2 separate regions of the Homo sapiens genome follow, and region 1 is linked to region 2. A link is an interaction called in ENCODE POLR2A ChIA-PET data of the cell type or tissue named here. Cell type or tissue: IMR-90. All regions are shown on one strand. Region 1 overlaps PRKAR2B (protein kinase cAMP-dependent type II regulatory subunit beta). Region 2 has its middle 32 kb from the start of PRKAR2B.

Region 1 (4,000 bases), 130 kb after region 2:
CAGCCACTTTAGAAGATTGTTTAGTGGTGTCTTTTACAACTAAACATACTCTTACCATCCTCTCCAGTAGTCATGCTCCTTGGTATTTACCCAAAGGAGTTGAAAACTTAGGTCCACACAGAAACCTGTACACAGGTATTTGTAGCAGCTTTATTCAAAATTGCCAAAACTTGGAAGCAACCAAGATGTTGTTCAGTATGTGAATGGATAAATAAACTGGTACATCTAGACAGTGGACAAAATGAGTGATCTAGTTATGAAAAGACATGGAAGACATGGAAGAACCTTAAATGCATAATACTAAGTGAAAGAAGCCAATGTGGAAAGGCTATGTGCTGCATGATTCCAACTATTTAACGTTCTGGAAAAGGCAAAATTATTTGCAAGGCAGCCCTTGTCACCGCTAGACAGCTCTCATTCCTAGGCAGGTCTTTATATTCTGCCAAAACCTCCATGAAACTTCCACCCAACAGTCCCAGTTATGGCCTCTAGAACTACTGATGTCATGGTTTGAACAGAAGATAACTGGTGTATTCTCATATAGGTCTTTTCTGTCACCTAAACGCCTTGTTTCCTGAAATTCCCTCATTGCAGGTTTTCACATTTCTTGATTACCCTTCTTTGAGTGTTCTCTCGCTGCCAGTGACTCCTTTGAAAGACAGATGTCTGAAAATCCCTACATGCCTACAACAGCAGAGCTTTTTGGTGAATGGATATATGACAGCTTATTTATCCAGTGCCCTGTTGATAAACTGTTAGTTTGTTTCCAGTCTTCTGCTATTGTGATGCAAAGAAAAATGGTGATGCATTTTATAAATATCTATATAGTAACTTCCTAGAAAAGGAACAGTGAGGTGGAAGATCATGCATATCTAAAATTTTATTAAATTTTGACAAATGGCTTTTTTAGAGTTTGTTCCATTTTACCTTCTCACCGGAAGTCTGTGTGAGAATGCCTCTTTTCCCACACGGTCTCCAACACAGTGTGATATTCTAACATTTGTATCTTTTTGAATCTGGCGAGTGAAAAGTGGCATCTCATTTCGATTTTAATTTGGATTTCTCTTCATTTTCAGAGAAGTTGAGTAACTTTTCATGTTTTTAAGAATCCTCCTTTCTCTTTTCTGGAAGCTTTGCAGATCTTTTATCTTTAGTGTTCTAAAAATACATTATTTCATCCTAGTGTGGGGATTTATGGTCATTGACTGTGCTGGGCACTTGAGTGTGCCCTTTTGGTCTGAAAACCTGTGTTTTCAGACCAAAATTTTCTTTGGGTCTAGAAAATTCATCCTGTATTGTTTATATTTCCTCCTTTTTGTTTTCTCTTTTACTGTCTCTGGCACTCCTTTCTTTTCATCTCTTTATTGACTTTTTTTGAGGTGTTTGGTTTTAATTTTTTTAACTCTTTTATTTACCTTTAAAAAAATTGTAATGGTGGATACATGTCTTTACACATTTGTCAAACCCATAGAATGTACAACACCAATAGCAAACCCTAATATAAACTATGGACTTTGAATGATAATAATGTCAGTATAGATTCAGCAGTTGTAACAAATATGCCACTCCAGTGGAGGATGTTTATCTTGGGGGAGTCTGTGTCATGTGTTGGGGTAGAGGATATGTGGAGTATGTCTATACTTTCTGATTAATGTTCCTATGAGCTTAAAACTGCTCTAAAAAATTCTATTTTATTTTTTATTTTTGAGACAGAGTCTCATTCTGTTGCCCAGGCTGGAGTGCAGTGTAACAGTCATGGCTCACTGCAGCCTCAACCTCCCAGGCTCAAGCAATCCTCCAATCTTGGCCTCTCCTGAGTAGCTGAGACTACTCATTTTTTTGAGACAGAGTCTCACTCTGTTGCCAGGCTGGAGTGCAGTGGTGTGATCATGGCTCACTGCAGCCTCAACCTCCCAGGCTCAAGCAATCCTCCAATCTCAGCCTCTCCTGAGTAGCTGAGACTACTCATTTTTTTTGAGACAGAGTCTCACTCTGTTGCCCAGGCTGGAGCGCAGTGGTGCGATCATGGCTCACTGAAGCCTCAACCTCCCAGGCTCAAGCAGTCCTCCGACCTCGGCCTCCTGAGTAGCTGAGACGACAAGTGTGCACCACCATGCCCAGCTTATTTTTTTTGGTAGAGACGGGGTTTTGCCATGTTGCCCAGGCTGGTCTCACACTCCTGGGCTGAAGCAATCTGCCTGCCTTGGCCTCCCAAAGTGCTGGGATTACAGCCATGAGCCACTGAACCCTGCCAAAAAAAATCTATTTTAAAGAAAAAAAAATGACAATCATATTTTTAATTTCCAAGCCACCCATTTTTCTCTGATTTGCTCTTTTCCTAACATCCTATTTTTTTTTGGTCTCATGGATATAATATCATCTTAAATGTCTCTGCAAAAGCTCTCTACAGTTCCTGAAATATCTATCTCATGTGTTGTCATTTTGCTGTTTATCTTAGTCTTGTAGGCTACCAGGGGAGCAACATAAAGCTGATTTAGAGCTCTGAGTAAGTAGGGCAGGCCTGTCAACCAGTGCACTGTTTAGCTTGAGCTGACAGGGAGCCAGCTGTTACATTGGGGAACCCCTAAGTCCTACCAAATGAAGGTTTTTGTTCTAGGGCACCAGTGTTCACAGTATCTGTTCTAGTTCTAATTTGTTTAGTTTCTCTCGAATCTTTTGTCTGGGAGGAGTTGAGGGTCCACATTTGGCTGCTAGGCATTCTGTATTAGGGTAGAGGGATTTTGAAGGAAGGTGTCAACTAATCTCTGCAGGACTTTAAATCAGTCCGCTTGTCTTTAGCTTTGTGTCTCAGTCCCATGCTGGCAGAACCAGATGTTACCCACTTTGGACCCTCTTGGTGCTCTGCAAGGCATGTTGGCCCCTCCACACTGCAGTCTCACCTGTGCGACTTGGGGCAGCTCTCTCTGCCACTTGTTACTTACCTTCGCCCTGAAACTCTCTCATCCATCAGTTGTCCCTTCCTGTACTCTATACTATTGTAGATTCATATCTTCATATGCCTTGTAACATTTTCATGCGGTCTCAAAAGGGAGAGAATCACATGTGATCTGTTATCCTCTTTATTCAGAATATCTTGTTTCTTCAACCTGTGTTTTCCACTTGCATCTTTTTTCCCCTTTGAATCTATCTTCAACTCTTTAGTTTATGTATAATAGTAATTGATTTTGGCATGGGCAGTTAGCATTATACCTTCTGTATGCCCATAAGGAGTGACCTGACCAAGGGCTCAGAGCTAATAAGTAGCAGAACAAATAACCCTCTAAATCTTTAGACTTTTCCATTGTATTGTATTATTTCCTCATATCCATTTATTCTGTCTTTTCAAAGTTCTTTGAATTATTCCTGTATTTGTTCTGATTAAAGATTTCTTTCACCTCCTAGTTTATTCTCATCAGTTTGAAGTTTATCCTTGAGCCTTGTCAATCACACTTTGACAGAATAAAAATTTTACATAGTTTAATTAGTTGTTGAATAGTATTTTTGATGTTTCTGACAAATCTGCCCTAGTGAGCTCAGTGGATGCAGCTTGAAGCCAACCTTAATGACAGTGAATAGTGACAGAATATTTGCCACAGTCATTTTTGTTTTACTTTGTTGTTTTTCTTTTTTGTTCTGTTTTGATTTTGGTGCTAAACCAAAAAGAAGATTGGAATCAGGATCTAAATTCACCAAGTATTTAGGTTATCTGTACACAAATTTTAGTGATGACTAATATAAGGAAGTTTTTAAAAATGGGTATCTTTAAAAGAAATTTGAAATAATTCCTTACTAACCTGATCCTTTTTAGTTGCTAAGATTATATTTCACAAGGTATATGGTGGTTTGGTGGTTAAATTTTCATTTTAAAGTGGTGATAGTTGCAAATATTCTAAAATAGACTAATTATAATTACTTTCATTCAAATACTGAATGTGAGAGTATATAATCATCTTATTTGTATGTGGTAAGAAAGACTACTATGTATTTTTCTGACAACATT
Region 2 (4,000 bases):
TAAAAATACAAAAAATTAGCCGGGCGTGGTGGCAGGCACCTGTAGTCCCAGCTACTCGGGAGGCTGAGGCAGGAGAATGGCTTGAACCTGGGAGGCAGAGATTGCAGTGAGCCGAGATCGTGCCACTGCACTCCAGCCTGGGCAACAGAGCGAGACTCCATCTCAAACAAACAAACAAACAAACAAAAAGTCCCTTAGTGATTAGTTCCTCCCTGACCTCATTAAGTTAAAACGAGACACATTCAACATTTTCCAAGAAATGAAGCATGAGTCCATTTTACACAGCAAACAATGCCAAGATAACTAGGCAGCGGGTTTCAGAGAAATATGCCTCCATTTTGAAATTGAGCCAGAATTCATACCTTATGCTCCTGAAAAAAATTATTTTTACCAAAACTACATGAAGAACTGTCTTGATTTTATTTGGAAAATTCCCAATTTTGTGTTGCAGTGGTTATGTGTGAAACCTAAATGTCTATTGCAAAGAGTAACTTGCTTTATAAACTATGTTGGTAAACCAATATGGTTTGTTGTTTGTTTTTTTGTTTTTTTGTTTTTTGTTTTTGAGACGGATTCTCACTCTGTCACCCAGGCTAGAGTGCACTGGCATTATCTCAGCTCATTGCAACCTCCGCCTCCCAGGTTCAAGTGATTCTCCTGCCTCAGCCTCCCAAGTAGCTGGGACGACAGGTGCCCGACACCACACCCGGCTAATTTTTGTATTTTTATAGAGACGGGGTTTCACCCTATTGGCCAGACTGGTCTCAAACTCCTGACCTTGAGATCCTCCTGCCTTGGCCTCCCAAAGTGCTGGGATTACAGGTGTGAGCCACTGTGTTTTTTGTTTTTTGTTTTGAGGCAGGATCTTGCTCTCTTGCCCAGGCTGGAGTGCAGTGGTGCTGTCACAGTTCACTGCAGACTTAACCTCCTGGGCTCAAGTCATTCTCCTGCCTCAGCCTCTTGAGTAGCTGGGTCCACAATATGCCTGGCTAATTTTATTTTTTAGTTTTTAAAGAGACAACATCTTATCATGTTGCCCAGGCTGGTCTTGGACTCCTGAGCTCCAGTGATCCTCCCTCCTCAGCCTCCCAGAATGTTGGGATTACAGGCATGAGCCACGGTGCCTGGCCACCAATTTGTTTAGTAATCATGTTGGGGGCAGCATCATGTCTCCAACATGCCCCAAAGGAAGTGTTTTCCTATTTTATGTACAGGTGTAGATTTCTGCCTATCACTGTAGCATTTTTCATGTTAAAGTTTCAGAACACTTTGATATACTATTGTTTGCCCATTTTTTACAAAAAGAGAAACTGAAGCATTAAAGATCATACAGTAATTAGAGACAGTTTAGAGCAGCAGTTCTCAAAGTGTGGGCAAGTTATCCTTATGAGTTCCTGAGAACTTTCATGGGGTCTGCAGGTCAGTCCTTCTTTTTCCAACCACATATCTATGTGAGGCAAGATTTTCTTCATATGCTTCAACCAAAACAACGTGTGGAAACAGTGTTGATGCCAAGCAGATAGGAGAATCCTTAAGGCAGGCATTAAGGAGATTTCAAAAGTGTAAAACAATGCCAGCGTTCTCACTAAATTTATGTTCCCATTGCAAAATATAGTTATCTTTCATAAAATGTTTATTTATGTTAAATGTAGTAAGTTTCTTACTGTTACTTTTTTTTGAGATGGGGTCTCACTGTGTTGACCAGGCTCAAGTACAGTGGTGCGATCATGGCTCACTGCAGACTCGACCTCCTAACCTCAGCAATCCTCCCACCTTGGCCTCCCAAAGTGCTGGGACTATAAGCGTGAGTCGCCATGCCTGGCTTGGTTACTTTAAATATTAAACATTTTTGAAATTTCTCACTTTTAATTTCTAATATGGTAAACAGCGATAGATACAACTCACATAAACAAAAGCTCTTTGGGATCCTCAATAAATTTTTAAAGGGATCTTGATACTAAAAAAGTTTGAGATCTGCTGGGTTAGTTAGGGAACAAAATCCCAGTTAAAAGAGAAAGTCAAAAATAACATTATCAAAAGAGAATGAATTTGGAGTTAAAGAGATCAATATTGTAGTTAAAGGAAGTAAGAATTCAGGAACAACAAAAAAAATTTTTAATAAGATCAAGAAAGAAAACAAAAGGCTGGTCATGGCGGCTCACATCTGTAATTCCAGCACTTTGGGAGGACGAGGCAGGTGGATCACTTGAGCCCAGGAGTTCAAGACCCGCCTGGCCAACATAGCGAAACCCCGTCTCTACTGAAAATACAAAAAATTAGCTGGGCGTGGTGGCACATGCCTGTAATCCCAGGTACTCGGGAGGCCGAGGCAGGAAAATCGCTTGAACCTGGGAGGTGGAGGTTGCAGTGAGCCAAGATCACGCCACTGCACTCCAGCCTGGGCAACAAAGCAAGACTCTGTCTCAAATAAAAATAAATAAATAAATAAAAGAAAACAATGTTTTAGGCACAAGATATACAAATACAAGGACCAAAGACAATGGAAAAACAAAATTCAATTAAGAGCCCTTTCCTTTTGGGAATTTGTTTTTGAAGAAAACTTTGGGTGTATCTGGCTGATAACAAGAGCCCGGGAAGGAAGAAAGAGAGTGCTGTAAGTAATTGAAGTGTTATGGATGGATCATGGGTAGGTCTAAAATATGTCAGCTAGATTAGTATGAGGTCTCACACTGATACATGAATTGATTTTAATTAAAAGCCAATTCAGGACACAAGCTAATGTTTAATAATTGCGAATTGCTTCAATAAATTGTGACATCCTCATGATGCTATATTCAGCCAATTATGTTCTGGAAAAATTTTAATGACCTGGAAAACTGCTCACAAATCAAAAAGCAGGTTACAAAACAATATTTGAAAAAATATAAGTATAGAAAAAAGATGAGAAGGCTATAAACCAAAATGTGAATATTGATCATTTCTGGATGATGATAATTATTATATTTTTGTTTTTTTGTATATTTAAAGTTCCTCCAAATAATAGTAACAATAATATTACAACAAATTTGTTTTTGGTAGCACTGCCTAATATTTCCTGTTTTCTTCAGATGGTTGAAAGTTGGAGCCATCTCTTCCTAGGCAAGCCATACCCATTGACTCCTCCCTGGTTTTAATACATAGTCCCAGGAAGCCATTCTCTTCCTTCCCCTTACACAGGTTATGGAAGCATTCTGTATTGCTTTTGAACTCAGCAGCTCCAGGGTGTGCTAACTGATTTTATTCTGTGAATTTAGAATTAGGTGGTTTGGAGCAGAATGATGAACTCTCCTTGAAATAATGAATGTAAATTAATGTGAAAGTATATCCCCAGGATTTCCTGTAAGAATTTTTTATTACCGTGTCAGTTAGGAATTGTTACACGTACTTATAATTTATTGCCTCCAGTGGCATGCTAGATACTTTACATGACTGTTACCATGGGAACATCAATGTTCCTATACGGTGTAATTCTATTCCCAGAAGCTGAAATGAAAGTTGGCATTATCTTAATGTTACAGACGTGAACATTTAGGCATTCAGAAGCTAAGTAGCTGGCCCAAATGCAACAACAAATCAGAGGAAGAGGCACTGGAATTAGTCTGCTGATACCCAAGCCAGGATACTCGTGGCTAGAGCTGCAAGACTCATCAAATCATGTGCAATGTGAGCTTAGTTTGGCACAGTCTCCTCTATAATAGGGTGATACCAGGACAGCCTATCACAAGCTCAGGGTGGGCACTGAGAGTCGTATTACCTGGAAGCAGTTTACAGGAGAAAGAAGAGGGTGCAACTCCTGGGCTCAGAATTACCCTTAGGAGCAAATGTCAACGAGCCAAGCCATTGAGAGTAAGTTCCTGCTAGCCAGTGATCCTTACTGAAAGGAAAGTCAGGAAATTATATGGCTGCATGAATGAGGGAAAGTCCTGAGAACCATTTAGACAAATAAAAGGAGGACTATTGGCTGGGTGCGGTGGCTTGCGCCTGTAATCCCAGCACTTTG

Evidence for each region. ChIA-PET counts read pairs that join two places held together with the same protein. Peaks named below come from ENCODE experiments on the same cell type or tissue, not always from the same donor. Only the 100,000 strongest peaks of a DNase experiment are listed, where the experiment ranks them.
Region 1: POLR2A ChIA-PET joins it to region 2 with 7 read pairs; 3 of 35 experiments call an interaction of 5 or more read pairs at or near these places.

What each region holds. Positions count from the first base shown.
Region 1 is chr7:107,136,726-107,140,725 of GRCh38, forward strand. The region is part of intron 4 of PRKAR2B (protein kinase cAMP-dependent type II regulatory subunit beta); the gene reads left to right. Among named protein-coding and RNA genes, the nearest start is that of HBP1, 30 kb to the right of the region's middle. In IMR-90, no CTCF peak of the experiment used is centred here; a DNase peak (open chromatin) is centred at 2,486; H3K27ac peaks cover 469 bases.
Region 2 is chr7:107,011,181-107,015,180 of GRCh38, forward strand. No RefSeq gene overlaps it. Among named protein-coding and RNA genes, the nearest start is that of PRKAR2B, 32 kb to the right of the region's middle. In IMR-90, no CTCF peak of the experiment used is centred here; no DNase peak of the experiment used is centred here.